2 separate regions of the Homo sapiens genome follow, and region 1 is linked to region 2. A link is a loop called in an ENCODE intact Hi-C map of the cell type or tissue named here. Cell type or tissue: HCT116. All regions are shown on one strand.

Evidence for each region. A loop is a pair of places that touch in the nucleus more often than their neighbours do. Peaks named below come from ENCODE experiments on the same cell type or tissue, not always from the same donor. Only the 100,000 strongest peaks of a DNase experiment are listed, where the experiment ranks them.
Region 1: a loop joins it to region 2, with 6 times the contacts of the local background. A loop is called at or near these places in 4 of 110 quality-filtered maps.

Annotation. Positions count from the first base shown.
Region 1 is chr10:103,251,797-103,259,796 of GRCh38, reverse strand. No RefSeq gene overlaps it. Among named protein-coding and RNA genes, the nearest start is that of RPEL1, 9.9 kb to the right of the region's middle. RefSeq lists an enhancer at 4,542-5,041. In HCT116, no CTCF peak of the experiment used is centred here; DNase peaks (open chromatin) are centred at 4,656 and 5,055; H3K4me3 peaks cover 750 bases; H3K27ac peaks cover 1,285 bases.
Region 2 is chr10:103,480,907-103,488,906 of GRCh38, reverse strand. All of the region lies in intron 3 of NEURL1-AS1 (NEURL1 antisense RNA 1), which reads left to right. Among named protein-coding and RNA genes, the nearest start is that of CALHM3, 5.7 kb to the right of the region's middle. In HCT116, CTCF peaks have their summits at 3,030 (motif pointing right), 6,572 and 6,774 (motif pointing right); DNase peaks (open chromatin) are centred at 3,026, 6,524 and 6,816; H3K4me3 peaks cover 795 bases.

The DNA of each region.
Region 1 (8,000 bases), 230 kb after region 2:
ACCCTGGGCCTGGCCCACTAAACTATTTTTTTTCTCCTAAACCTCCAGGCCTGTGATTGGGGGTGGGGGGTCTGCTGTGAGGACCTCTGACCTGCCCTGGAGACATTTTTCCCACTGTCAGAGATTAATATTAGGCTCCTTATTACTTAAGCAAATTTCTGCAGCTGGCTTGAATTGCTCCTCAGAAAATGGGTTTTTCTTCTTTATTGCTTGTCAGACTACAAATTTTGCAAACTTTTATGCTCTGTTTCCCTTTTAAAACTGAATGCTTTTAACAACACCCAAGTCACCTCTTGAATGCTTTGCTGCTTAGAAATTTCTTCTGCCAGAAACCCTAAATCACCTTTCTCAAGTTCAAAGTTCCACAAATCTCCAGGGCAGGGGCAAAATGCCACCAGTCTCTTTGCTAAAACATAACAAGAGTCACCTTTGCTCTAGTTCCCAATAACTTCCTCATCTCCATCTGAGACCATCTCAGCCTGGATTTCATTGTCCATATCATTATCAGCATATTGGTCAAAGCCATTCAACAAGTCTCTAGGGAGTTCCAAACTTTCCCACATTTTCCTGTCTTCTTCTGAGCCCTCCAAATTATTCCAACCTCTGCCTGTTACCCAGTTCCAAAGTTGCTTCCACATTTTCGGGTATCTTTTCAGTAGCACCCCACTCTCGGTACCAATTTACTGTATTAGTCCATTTTCACACTGCTGATAAAGACATACCCGAGACTGGACAATTTACTAAAGAAAGAGGTTTATTGGACTTACAGTTTCACATGGGTGGGGAGGCCTCACAATCATGGCGGAAGGTAAAAGGCATGTCTCACATGGCAGCAGACAAGAGTGGAGAGCTTGTTCAGGGAAACTCCCATTTTTTAAAACCATCAGATCTTGTGAGACTTACTCATTATCATCAGAACAGCACAAGAAAGACCCACCCCCATGATTCAATCACCTCCCACCATGTTCCTCCCATAACATGTGGGAATTCAAGATGAGATTTGGGTGGGGGCAGAGCCAAGCCATATCAAATATCTACTGGCAACATGTAGAATGTGTATTAAAATGCAGAATATGGGCCAGGCATGGTGGCTCATGCCTGTAATCCCAGCACTTTGGGAGGCCGAGGCAGGCAGATCACCTGAGGTCGGGAGTTTGAGACCAGCCTGGCCAACATGGTGAAACCCTGTCTCTACTAAAAAAAAAAAACAGAATTAGCCAGGCGTGGTGGCACATGCCTGTAATCCCGGCTACTTGGGAGGCTGAGGCAGGAGAATCACTTGAACCCAGGAGGCAGAGGTTGCAGTGAGCCGAGATCACGCCATTGCACTCCAGCCTGGGCAACAAGACCGAAACTCCGTCTCAAAAAAAAAAAAAAAATGCAGAATATGTGTGTGTTAAAATCTGCATCCAAGGTTGACATCTAAAGACTATTTGGAAAGCCTTGTGCAGTAAGGGAGGGGAGGGGGTTACAAAGATGTAATATGTAAAGCACAGCCCCTGCCCTTCATTGGGTGGTGGGAGGAAATGTGTGAAAGAAGCAGTCTGCTTAGAACAGCAAGGGAGTCCTTAACGTGGCTTTCTGGGGACAACAGAAAAAGGAATTTGGCTATGTGGGCTGGTCCTGGTGCAATCCTTCTTTATAAGAAGTGTTATGACTTAGACCCCACTGGTTTCACTTGTAGTGCTATAGGGGGCCCCTGGTGGGCCCAAAACACAGACAGAGGAGAAAAAAGGTAGGACCAGAAAAAAAGAAGGAAAGTGGGAAGGAAAGAAAGTGAAGAAGAAAGTGAGAGTAAAGGATGTGCATTACCAAAGAATCTAGCATTTACATCCTACTTCCTAATATAAACAACATTTTCACAAGAATCCTGTGAGGTGACCATTGATATTTTTATTCTGTGGATAAAAGTAAAAAAGGGAGAGAGGTCAAGGGACTTGCCCAAGGTCATAAATTTAGGTTTCTAACTCAAGACCTTGTACTGTGTTCTCCATTGCACCAGTTGTCTCTACACCAAGAGAAAGTGCCTCAACTCCTGAACTATGGGTTTCTTTTCCCAGTTTATAAGGCTATTTAAAATCTTCTTTAAAACTATATGCCAGGCGCGGTGGCTCACTCCTGTAATCCCAGCACTTTGGGAGGCCGAAGCCAGAGGATGACCTGAGGTCAGGAGTTTGAGACCAATCTGGCCAATATGGTGAAACCCCGTCTCTACTAAAAATACAAAAGTTAGCCAGGCGTGATGGTGGCCACCTGTAATCCCAGCTACTCAGGAGGCTGAGCCAGGAGAATTGCTTGAACCCGGGAGGCAGAGGTTGCAGTGAGCTGAGATGGCGTCACTGCACTCCAGCCTGGGTGACAGAGTGAGACTCTGTCCTTAAAAAACAAACAAAAAAAATAGCTGGGCATTGTGGCAGACACCTGTAATCCCAGCTACTCAGGAGGCTGAGGCAGGAGAATCGCTTCAACCCAGGAAGTGGAGGCTGAGGTGAGCAGAGGTCATGCCACTGCACTCTAGCCTGGGTGACAGAGTGAGACTTTGTCTCCAAAAAAAAAAAAAAAAAAAAAAAAAAAAATGGGAATGAAGGAAACAGAAAATTAGAACACCACAGTAATAATTGCTGCAGATAAAGTCCACTGATGAAGCTAATATTAGTGGGCAAAACTCTAAGGAGGACCAGGATATTTACATAGCATCTAAGTATAAACCTCCAAATATGCATTAATTATCTTGTTTTTAACATATGTCCCCAAATGTTTTGATACCCCTCCCTCCACAATGGAAAGCTTAATTCTCCTTCCCTTAAGTGTGGGCTGATTTAGTGGTGCACTTCTAACAAATCATGCAGGGGTCAGCGTAGACCCAAATAGGAAATATATTAGGCTGTTTAAGCCATATGATCTCTTTTGCAACAACTCACCCCTACTGATGTAGCATGAAAGCAGCCATAAAAAATATGTGAATGAATGAATGTGGCTGTATGCCAATAAAACTTTATTTATAAAAACAGGCAGTGGGCTGGATTTGGGCCTCCAGCCATGGTTTGCTGACCTCTAGAATAGCATATGAAAAAGAAAAAATAGTAACTCTGCAGTGAAGAAACTTGGCAGACACTACCTTAACTGAGTGATCAAAGTTAACATTACCAGTAATAAGGAATACTGAAGTGTTATCAGTGAAAAATGGCAGAGTAAGGAAATCCAAAAGTTTATCCCTCCATAAATGCAACCAAAAGGTTGGTTAAAACTGTTAGAATTGGCTGGGCACGGTGGCTCACGCCTGTAATCCCAGCACTTTGGGAGGCCGAGGCGGGCTGATCACGAGGTCAAGAGATCGAGACCATCCTGGCCAACATGGTGAAACCCTGTCTCTACTAAAAATACAAAAATTAGCCACGCATGGTGGCACATGCCTCTAGTCCCAGCTGCTCGGGAGACTGAGGCAGAAGAATCACTTGAACCTGAGAGGCAGAGGTTGCAGTGAGCCCAGATCGTGCCACTGCACTCCAGCCTGGCGACAGAGCGAGACTCCATCTAAACAAACAAACAAACAAACAAAAAACAAAAAAACTGTTAGAATCAACTTTTCAGAACTCTAGACACTAACCAAAAGGCCTGCAGCAGCCAGTGAAATGTTTTCATAAAAAAGACAGCTGATTCTTAGTAAGAATAGCAAGCTTTGTAGTATTTTAACTTACCCTGGTCCCATCCCCAGGTTAGCAGTGAATTTGGAGAAAATAGCTACAGTCCCAGTATAGGTACCAGTACTAGAGGGAAGAGAATGGACCTAATTCGCAAGAAATTGTTTTTGTTTTGTTTTGACCTGTATGGTGGCTCCCTGGAGGACTTTCTCAAGTGCTTACCTTTATCTTTGTTTTGACCTGTATGGTGGCTCCCTGGAGGACTTTCTCAAGTGCTTACCTTTATCTTGTCTAACTTGGAACTCTCTAGTGGTGAGTGTGGCTACCCAAGGAGCATTTGTTGAAGATATTTACAGGCAAATGTTTTGGTTATTGCTGCCTGGGGCATTGGATAACAGTTGGGGCAAACAATAGACTAATATAAAGCTTGGGAGAGAAGACTGAAGAATGAGATGCTTTGGAGAAGAAGGACTTTGAAAAACTGACATATCCCTGGGAAACCGGAAAGCCACTTGCATGCCGAGGCCTATGCACATGTTCAGGAAAGATCTGAGAATGCCCTAAGTGTTCTGGCTGATCTTCAGGCTCTTCACAAGCATGAAGCAAAGGCTAAGGCAAAGAGCTAGATTCCATCTAAAAAAAAAAAAAAAGATAGAGCAGACAGAAGAAAATATCAATGAATTTAAAAATAAATCAATTGAGATTATCAAGTCTGAGGAACAGAAAAAGAAAAGAATGAAGATATATGAAGAGAGCCTAAGTGAACTTCTGGAGTTCCAGAAGGAGAGGAGAGGAAAAAAAGGAGCAGAAAGAATATTTAAAGAAATAATGGCTGAAAACTTGAAAACTTTCTAAATTTAATTTAAAACATTGATCTATACATCTGGAAAGCTCAATAAAATCCAAGTAAAATAAACTCAAAGAGATTCACACCAAGACACATCGTAGTCAAATTGTTATAAGCCAAAGGCAGGAGAGCGAATCTTGAAATCAGTAAGACAATGGTGACTCATCACAAGCTGGGTGTGGTGTGCATGCCTGTAGTCCCAGCTACTCAGAAGGCTGAGGTGGGAGGATAGTTTGGGCCCAGGAGTTCGACTTTAGCTTGGGTAATATAGTGAGACTCCATCTCAAATTTAAAAAAAGAAAGCAGCTGGGCATGGTGGCCTGTAATCCAGCAGCAGTTTGGGAGACTGAGGCAAGAGGATCACCTGAGGGGCCAGGAGGTCAAGATCAACCTGAGATACATAGTGAGATCCTGTCTCTCCAAAAAAAAAAAAAAAAAAAGCCAGACTCAGTGGCATGTGCCTGTAGTCCTAGCTACTTGGGAGGCTGAGGCAGAAGAATTGATTGAGCCCAGGAGTTTGAGGCTGCAGCAAGGCATGATCATGCCACTGTACTGAAGCCTGGGTAGCAGAGTGGGACCTTGCTTCTTTAAAAAAAAAAAAAAAAAAAAAAAAGTAGGCTGGGCGTGGTGATTCATGCCTGTAATTCCAGCACTTTGGGAGGCTGAGGCAGGTAGATTGCTTGAGCCCAGGAGTTCAAGACCAGCCCAGGAGTTCAAGACCAGTTCAAGACATGGTGAGGCCCTGTCTCTACAAAAAATACAAAAATTAGCTGGGCATGGTGGTGCATGTCTGTATTCCCAGCTACCCGAGAGGCTGAGGTGGGAGGATTGATTGAGCCTGAGAGGCCAGGCTATAGTGAGCCATGATCACTGCACTCCAGCCTGGGTGACAGAGTGAGACCCTGTCTCACAAAAAAGAAAGAAAGAGAAAGAGAGAAAGAGAAGAAAGAAAGAGAAAGAAAGAAAGAGAAAGGAAGGAAAGGAAGAAAGAAGGAAAAAGGAAGGAAGGAAAGAAGAAAGAAAGAAAAAGGAAGGAAGGAAGAAAAGAAAAGAAAAAAAGGAGGGAGGGAGGAAGGAAGGACTCATCGTGTACAATGGATGCTCGATAAGATTAACATCCTATTTCTCATCAGAAACCATAAAGGCCAAAAGGCAGTAAGATGACATATATTAAGAGTGCTGAAAGAAAAAAACACCCCCTGTCACCCCAGAATTCTCTATCTAACGAAACTATTCTTCAAAAATGAAGGAGGGAAAGAAGACATTAAAACATTCTAAGATAAAGACTGGAAGATTTCATCACTAGTAAACCTGACGTATAAGAAATCCTAGGCCAGGCACGGTGGCTCACCCCTGTAATCTCAGCACTTTGGGAGGCCGAGGCAGGTGGATCATCTGAGGTCAGGAATTTGAGATCAGCCTGGCCAACATGGTGAAACCTCGTCTCTACTAAAAATAAAAAAAACTTAGCCAGGCGTAGTGGCACGCACCTGTAATCCCAGCTACTTGGGAGGCCGAGGCATAAGAATTGCTTGAACCTAGGAGGCAGAGGTTATAGTGAGCCGAGATTGCGCCACTACACTCCAGACTGGGCAACAGAGCAAGACTCTGTCTCAAAAACAAAAAAACAAAAAAGGAAATCCTAGAGGAGGTCTTTCAGACTGAAATGACAGTAGACAGTAATTTGAATCTACATGAAGAAATAAAATAAACCATTAAAGGTAACTCCATAGGTAAATATAAAAGGTAGCATAAATGTATTCTTGTTTAATTTTGTTTAATTTTTTCCTATCCTATTTAAAAGATAAGTACATAATGCAGTAATTATAAACCTGCATTGATAATGCACACAATGTATTAAGATGTATTTTGTGTGACAATAATAGCACAAAGAAGGAGAAAGGGAACCAAAGCTATATAGGAGCACATTTTTTGTGTAATAATGAAATTAAGTTGGCATTTATCTAAACTAAGTTGTTATTAAATAAGATGTTAATTGTAATTCCCAGGACAATGACTAAGAAATTAACTCAAAATATAGTAAAAAGGCTGGGCACAGTGGCTCATGTCTATAATCCCAGCACTTCGGGAGGCCAAGGTGGGCAGATCACTTGAGGTCAGGAGTTCAAGACCAGCTTGGCCAACATGGCGAAACCCCATCTTTACCAAAAATATAAAAATTAGCTGGATGTCATGGTGCATGCCTGTAGTCCCAGCTACTTGGGAGGCTGGGGCAGGAGAATTGCTTGAACCCAGGAGCAGAGGTTGCAGTGAGCTGAGATTGTGCCACTATACTCCAGCCTGGGTGACAGAACAAGAATCTGTCTCAAAAAAAAAAAAAAAAAAAAAAAAAAATTAGTATTCTTCCTAATATGCTTAACTTCAATTTAATCATGAGAAAATGTCAGACAAACTCAAATTGAAGACTATCCAACAAAATACTTAACCAATACTCTTTTTTTTTTTTCTTTTTTCTGAGATGGAGTTTCTCTCTTGTTGCCCAGGCTGGAGTGTAGAGGCATGATCTCAGCTCACTGCAACCTCCACCTCCCAGGTTCAAGGCATTCTCCTGCCTCAGCCTCCCGAGTAGCTGGGATTACAGGTGCCCACCACTATGCCTGGCTAATTTTTGTATTTTTAGTAGAGATGGGGTTTCACCATGTTGGCCAGGCTGTTCTTGAACTCCTGACCTCAGGTGATTCGCTCACCTCTGCCTCCCAAAGCGTTGGGATTACAGGCGTGAGCCACTGCGCCCGGCCAACTTAACCAATACTCTTAAAATAAATAAATAAATAAATAATTAAAAAAAAATCAGGCAATGGGCTGGGTGCGGTGGCTCACGTCTGTAATCCCAGCACTTTGGGAGGCCAAGGTGGGCAGATCACCTGAGGTCAAGAGTTTGAGACCAGCCTGGCCAACATGGTGAAACCCCATCTCTACTAAAAATACAAAAATTAGGTGGGCGCCTGTAATCCCAGCCATTTGGGAAGCTGAGACAGGAGAATTGCTTAAACCTGGGAGGCGAAGGTTGAAGTTAGCCAAGATCGCACCATTGCATTCCAGCCTGGACGACAACAGCGAGATTCCATCTCCAAAAAAAGAAAAATAGTTGTAGAAAAAACCTATAAATTGAAAACTGTAAAATTTCACTGAAAGAAATTAAAGTCCAGGCACAATGGCTCACGCCTGTAATCCCAACATATTGGGAGGCCAAGGTGGGCAGATCACTTGAGCCCAGGAGTTCAAGACCAGCCTGGGCCACACAGTGAGACCTTGTTCCTACAGAAAATTAGCCAGGCTTGATGGCACATGGCTGTAGTCCTAGTTACTTGGAAGGCTGAAGTGGGAAGATCACTTGAGCCCAAGAGTTTGAGGCTGCAGTGAGCTGTGATTGTGCCATTGCACTCCAGCCTGGGTGACAGAGGGTGGAGTACAATGGCACAATCACAGCTCATTACAAACACAAAACAAACCAATCTGAAAGCCAAGATTAAATGTCTCAGGGGCCTGAT
Region 2 (8,000 bases):
GATTATAGGCATGTGCCACCATGTCCACCCAGCCACCAGCCCATAGTTAATCAGACTATCAGAAAAGCTGTCGGGGGAGAGGGTGGTGTCCTGTCTGAACTTCAGGGGGTGGCTGGACAAGTTGGAGGGGTAGATCTCTGAGTGCCTGTGCCTGATGCCTAGTGCATACTCAATAACTAGTTATTAAATAAATGAATGAATAAAGAAATGGATGGATTAAGCTGTCGGGCCCTCCCTCTGAAGGATGGAAGTCTGTGCTGCCCATTTTAGGATGGAATGGGCCCTATGCCATCTTATTCCCAGGTATTTTTGGGATTCAGCTTCACTCATTGCCCAGTGACCATTTATTGAGCACTACCTGTATCCCTGGCGCTGATGAGATGCAGTTTCCTTGCTAGCACCATGGGGCAGCCTGTCCTCTGCTTTTTGTGCACTCCAGTCCCAGTTCCCCACCTCCCAGGCCCAGGTTCAGAGCTGAACATACAGCAGGTCTGACCGCATAGCTGGGCTGGGCACGTTGCTCTGAGCTCCAAACTTTTTTGATCACGCACCCCTAGCAGTAATAAATTTTTAAAGTGTGTACACCAATATATGTATATTTCTTTATTTATAATTTCTAAAAATGCACTACTGTATTCATATTATGTATATTATGAAACATAGACTAATGATATTGAAAAAGGGATCATCTTGCCCTCCTCCTGGGGTGCACACACACTCTAGACTAATAATTCTCAAACTTAAACGTGCATCAGAATCATCTATGAGGCCTTGGGGAGAGGGGGAGAAAGTTACTAAAATGCAGACTCCCAGACCTCACCCCTTGAGACTTAGATTGAGCAGAGTATGATACAGGTCATTTATTGATTACACATTGGGAAACTGCTCCACATGGTCACATGTTCTAGTTGTGAAGACGGTGTTTAAAGAAGGCCTACAGGCTTTCTCGGGGGAAAGCTGGACACCCCATGGGGACCAGGCCAGTGCTGGCTGCCACACAAGCAGGGCTAACTTATTGGAAGAGGTGACTGTGCAAGGAGGTAGCAGGGGTGAATCCCAGCCCCTTCCTCTGCCCCACAGACAAACTTGCCCTCTGGGAGGTGGCCCCTGAATCCAGGATCAGTTGTGAGGTCTTCATAGACCCCCAAACTCTTATTTTGGAGCCCAACCCTGTCAGGCCAAATGTACTAAAATATACCGCATTCCACATTAAACATCATTTTCTTGCAGTAAACATTTTGAAAGGATTTTTACAAATTTGGCTTTTGGAATCACTGGATGACAAGGGACTCACTGAATTTACAACTGGTTTTATTTCTAAGCAATCATGCGTGTGCTGGATGCCTTGCCAAGTGAGAAAAAAACTATGTTTGTCTTCAAATATAATGAAATGTTTATGAGTACTACATTTAGCAATCAATGACATTGATACAACAAAGGCATTTAAGTGAACATTTATTAATTTTGGTTTGAAGTTTTCCTTTCATAACTTGAGGACAGTAATGTTTTTTTCTGGTCTCAAGCAGATGCTTTAAAAGTTCATAGGCTTAAGTACCCATAGCACCCATGGAAAAAATCCAGACCTGAGGCCAAGCACTCCCAAGACTGTATCTGAAAGGACGGAAGGAGGTTCCTCCATGAAGCAGAAAGGAAAATGCCCAGTGTTGGCCGGTCACAGTGACTCACGCCTGTAATTCCAGCACTTTGGGAGGCCGAGGTGGGCCGATCACCTGAGGTCAGGAGTTTGAGACCAGCCTGGCCAACATGGCGAAACCCCATCTCTACTAAAAATATGAAAAATTAGCCAGGCATGGTGGCTCATGCCTGTAGTCCCAGCTACTTGGGAGGCTGAGGCAAGAGAATCACTTGAACCCTGGAGGTGGAGGTTGCAGTGAGCTGAGACCCCACCACTGCACTCCAGACTGGGCAACACAGCAAGACCCCATCTCAAAAAAAAAAAGGAAAAAAAAGAAAATGCCCAATGTCGGAAAGAGGACAGTGTGTCTCCATCTGAGACAGTTGTGTACTGACTTCAAAGTCCAGCATCAGTTGATCTATCCCAGGGCCACTTGCTCAGATAACTGTGACAGGTGACATTTATGAAGCACTTACTCATGTGTCCCAGGCCTTGGTCTAAGCACTTCAGATGCATTAGTTCATTTAAGTCTGGAAACAACCCTGTGAGATAGGTACTATTTTTGTTCTTGTTATTATTACTATTATTATTCCTATTTTACAAATAAAAATCCCGAGGCTTCAGGAGGCTAAGTCACTTGCCTAGGAGCTGATGGGGGAGGCGTGGAGGCACAGCCCTAGGACAGCCTGAGTCCTGATTCCCATGATACTGTGCCTGCACCAGGGTGGAATTCCTTCACGTCCCTAGCCTGAGGGAGACACCTGTGGCAAAGGAGGCCTCCTCACTGAGCTCCTGAACCAGCCCCCTCCTGCTTGAGGACACCTAAGATGCCTGGTGGCTTCAGCTCAGCTTTCTGGAAGTTAGCCAGGGAGCACACAGCTACTGATGAACACAAAACAGAGTAAAAAGACAATAAAATCAAAGAAAGATGCTCGAAATGGCTGCAGTACCCCCAGCATCCTCTTTTCTCTCACAGATGTTTTAAGTGGCCTTTACTTGGCAGGATGGCCCTTCCAAGAACGTTACAAAGACCAGAGAATCATAAAAGAAAAGTATGATAAATATGACCACATAAAAGTGTAACACTCCTTCATGGCCAAAGTTGAAAGACAAATAGGAGTCAGGAGGCATCTCTCCAAGAAGCCAGCAGCCTTAAATCACACCAAATGCCTTTAGCGTGAGACCCAGGACAGGGAGCAGACTTTTCTCCAATTGCTGCTGGCAGTGTGACATCTCCCTTTCACGCACCCTTCCCCAGAGCAGTCCCAGAGCACACCCAAGGGCAGCTCTCTTCCCAGGGACGATAGCTGGGGGAAGTTTTTCTCATAGCCAAAAGAGCAGACCTGCTGTGTGTCCCGCCTCTCCCTTCCTCTCACCCCAGTTCCTCCCTCCAGCCACCACTAGGTGACACTACAACTCCATTGGAATCCCCTTTGTCTCTGACAAACGTTTTTGGGGAGCCCTCAAGCCATTCAAAACACCTTAAAAATGTTTACCAGAGCCAGGCGCGGTAGCTCACACCTGTAATCCCAGCACTTTGGGAGGCCGAGGCGGGTGGATCACCTGAGGTTGGGAGTTCGAGACCAGCCTGACCAACATGGAGATACGCCGTCTCTACTAAAAATACAAAATTAGTGGGGCGTGGTGGCGCATGCCACTGAGTAGCTGGGTGGTGCATCCCAGCTACTCGGGAGGCTGAAGCAAGAAAATCGCTTGAACCCAGGAGGTAGAGGTTGCAGTGAGCCGAGATTGCGCTATTGCACTCCAGCCTGGGCAACAAGAGTGAAACTCCGTCTAAAAAAAAAAAAAAAGTTTATGAGGCCAGGTGCGGTGGCTCATGCCTGTAATCTCAGAACTTTGGGAGGCTGAGGTGGGCGGATCGCTTGAGCCCAAGAGTTCAAGACCAGCCTGGGCAACATAGTGAGAACTCATTTCTACCAAAGAAACAAAAATTAGCCAGGTGTGATGGTGTGCACCTGTAGACCCACCTACTCAGGAGGCTGAGGTAGGAGGATCACCTGAGCCTGGGGAGGTTGAGACTGCAACGAGCAGTGATCACGCCACTGCACTCCAGCCTAGGCGAGGGAGACCCTGTCTCAAAACAAAAATATATAAATAAATAAATGTTTACGGATTGCTCTTTTCCTCTTTCAAAATGAAAAGAGTTTTGCTGGGAAAACATATACCCTTCTAGTTTCCATTGGCTACTTCATGGTAAAGAAAATATACCGTTGAGGAAACTGGCCCCCTCTTCAATCACTGAGATGTTCCCCTCTGAGTATGTGCCCTTCACTGAGGCCACGTTTTACCTTTCATCCTGAGATGGGGTCTCCGGCAGCAGAGGAGCTCTCCCTGTCATGGTGACCGTAGGACAGAAGGCCAAAGCTCCCTGCAGAGACTCTCTCCCAGGACTGAGGCCGAGGCTCCCCAAACTTCAGCTGAGTCACAGTCCTCCAGAGCACCGCTACTCACACCGGGATGCCCCTCTGGCTGTGTCCAGTTACCCAGTATGGGCATCTGCGTAAGCCCAGCCCCTGGCACTCCGCAGATGCCCAGGGAACGTCTGTCACTACATGGCCAGAGCTTGAGGGTGTGTAGTCAACAACAGAGGTGCTTCCTAGCCTGGCCCTCTGTGCACCCGATCACCCCCAGAGCTGAAACTCTATCCAGGTGCCCTCTTCCCCCAAAGCAGCCTGCCTGTCTTTGCCCCCAGGTCTCTGCATTTGGCCCAACATGTAGTGTCACATGCGATGGTCGCAGGATCTCCTAGCCAGAGCACCAGCCCCGCTTTTCAGGGTCTGGAAACGTCATTTCCGTTTGGGCAGAAAATCTACCTTTATAGTTTCTTAGTCATGTAAGAGGGAAGAGAAAATAATATTCTAAAATTCAGGCTTATTTATCTCTTCTTAGAAAAACAGGAGTTAAAAATATATTATGGTCGGGCACCGTGGCTCATGCCTGCAATTCCAACACTTTGGGAGGCCGAGGAAGGAGAATCACTTGAACCCAGGAGGCTGAGGCTGCAGTGAGCCATGATCGTGCCACTGCATCCAGCCTGGGCAACAGAGTGAGACCCTGTTTCAAAAAGAAAAAAAGTATTATCAACCAGGGAAACAGTTCCATGTTCTGTTCCTCAGTCAGAAACAATGTTAAGATTTAAACCTGATTATTTTGTTTTATGTCAATAATAATACTTTAATATTATTATTATTACTATTTGAGATGGAGTCTCGCTCTGTTGCACCCAGGCTGGAGTGCAGTGGTGGGATCTCCGCTCACTGCAACCTCCGCCTCCCGGGTTCAAGTGATTCTCTTGTCTCAGCCTCCTGAGTAGCTGGGATTATAGGCACACACCACCATGCCCAGCTAATTTTTTTTTTTTTTTTTTTTTTTGAGACGGAGTCTCGCTCTGTCGCCGAGGCTGGAGTGCACTGGCGCGATCTCGGCTCACTGCAAGCTCCGCCTCCTGGGTTCACGTCATTCTCCTGCCTCAGCCTCCCGAGTAGCTGGGACTACAGGCGCCCGCCACCACACCCAGCTAATTTTTTGTATTGTTTAGCAGAGACAGGGTTTCACCATGTTAGCCAGGATGGTCTCGATCTCCTGACCTCGTGATCCACCCGCCTTGGCCTCCCAAAGTGCTGGGATTACAGGCGTGAGCCACCGCGCCCAGCCAATTTTTTTGTATTTTTAGTAGAGACAGGGTTTCACCATGTTGGCTAGGTTGGTCTCGAACTCCCGACCTCAGGTGATCCGCCCGCCTTGGCATCCTAAAACGCTGGGATTACAGGCATGAGCCACCACATCTGGCCTGCTTCATTCTTTTAATGACTGCATGGATCCCATTTTATGGCTGTGTCATATTTTATTTAAACAGTCCCCTGTTGATGAAATTTAGATTGCTTCCAGTTTGATTGTCATTAAAAGAGCTATAATGAACATTCTTGTTTGTTTATCATGGCTCCTTCTGCAAAGCTACCCATGGGATGAATACAGACTTTGTAATTACTAAGTCAAAGGGCATGTGTATTTAAATTTTTGCTTTAAATGTATTGCTAAACTGTTCCATGAAAAACCTACCCATTTGTACTCCAACCATAGATGAAAAGTAGCTATTTCCTTAAGCCTCATCAACACTGGGAAGTATCAATCTTTCAGTTGCTAACAACTTGGCAATTTTTAAAGGCAACTGGTGGTTTCATTTCTTATTTAATTATGAATGAGGATTAGAATTTTTTCAGGATGTTTGGTCACTTTTCTCTCTCTCTCTCTTTTTTTTTTTTTTTTTTTTTTTTTGCAAATAACCTGTTCAAATCCTTTACCCATTTTTCTAGAGGATTGTTCGTCTTTTGGATTGATTTATATGAGCCTTCTGCAAATTAAGAAAAAGAGGCCTTTGTGTGGCAAATACCCTTCCTTCAGTTTGTTATTTTTATTTTGTTTATTGGTATGTTTGCCCATAGAAGCGTCTAGTTTTTATGACTCTTACTTGTCCATCTACTCCTCTACAGCTACTAAATTCTGGGGTCTGTTCACAAAGGCCTTCCTTAGCCTCTGATTATGAATAAATTCCCTTACGTTTTCCTGTAGAATTTTTATGATTTTAATTTTTATGTTGAATCTTTGAACCATGTGAAAATTATTTTGGTATGAAGCATGAAGTAGAGATTGCTCCCGAATGGCTAGCCAGTTGTTCCAGCGCCATCTGTTAGATGGCCCCATTTCATTTCCAGCCTGTCTCTGCCCTTAGGGCTACACGGCTCTGTGGAGTCACCAGAGTGGGGCCCACAGAAGTGCCACGTTGCTTTCCCCGGGTCTGCCAGGACCGCTCAAAGGCCTGTGTCCTCAGGGAAGCAGAGAATCACGCCACCGAGAGACAGAAAGGGCACCACCCTCTGCTAGACACACAGAACAACAGTCTCCCAGTCCTGAGAAGTGGGACGCACGTTCAATGCCTTCCCTGTGAAGGAAAAAGAAAAGAAAGAACTGTCAGGGGAGGGCATACTCACCATATACAAAGTAGGAAGACGGCCACACCCATATGTATGAAAACACACATGCATACACACACCAAATATGTACACATGCACTACGCACATACACATACATGTGTACACACATGCATACACAGGTACATAGACACATCTCTCACACATCACATACAACGAGTTTCTCCAGTAGGGGGCATCTAGTCCTAAACAGCCCTCTCAATAACAGGAACTCCAAGAACGGTGAAGCCAGTGTTTCTCAAATAATATCCAGACTCCTTTGCAAAGATCAAAAAAAACTGGAAGACCCCCAAGAATATATCTGCAAGACTCCAATTTGAAAATAAAACAAAATAACATGAAGAAAGTACCAAAGATTTATTCTATAAAGATCTTCCAATTGCAAATTAACACATATTTACAACTGGTTTTAAAAAAAAAAAAAAGATTAAATCATTATTAAAAAGAAAAATGTAATTTATTTTTAGTCTCTCTTTGTTGCCCAGGCTGGAGAGCAGTGGCATGATCTGGGCTCACTGCAGCCTCCGCCTCCTGGGTTCAAGCAATTCTCATGCCTCAGCCTCAAGAGAGGCAATTCTCAAGCCTCAGCCTCCCAAGTAGCTGGGATTACAGGCATGCACCACTATGCCCGACTAATTTTTTGTATTTTTAATAGAGATGGGGTTTTGCCATGTTGGCCAGGCTGGTCTCAAACTCCTGAGCTCAGGCAATCTGCCTGCCTCGGCCTCCCAAAGTGCTGGGATTACAGGCGTGAGCCACCACGCCCGGCCAGATCTGCAATTTAATATCTTTCCATATGTGTGAGTAAAAGAAGCCTTTCTCCATTTATTGCTGCCTCTAGTTCTCTCTCTACTAGTTCAGCAGGGCCAAGCTCCAGGCAACAAAATGGAATTCTCCTTTTTGCCTTGTCCTTTTATCTTTTTATGTTTTTCTAATTAAAATGTTTTATGATTTTTGCTGGAAATAGTTAAAAATCATTATTATGATTATAGTAATGATTTATTATGTCTACTATTATAAAAGTCGACAATTCAGAAAATAGAGATTTAAAAAAAAATGTAAGCCATCCCCTCTCTTTGACAGATAATATCCCTTTTGTGGTGGGCTTCTTTCTGGCCTGTTTCTTTACTGAAGTATTTCCTGTAAATACCCGGCAAGGGTCAGCCCCGCTGCAGTCACTCAGCACCTGTTGCCCTGCAGGGCTCCAGGGACCCAGGCTGACCTGGTAGCTCTGTCTTACCTCTCAGAGGCTGGAGCTGTGAAAAGGTTGGCCTGGAGTCTTTGACCCAGTTTTCTTCAAAGTGTTCTTCCAGAAGCATTGTCTATTGTTTTCTGAACTCTCAAGGTTAGAGTGG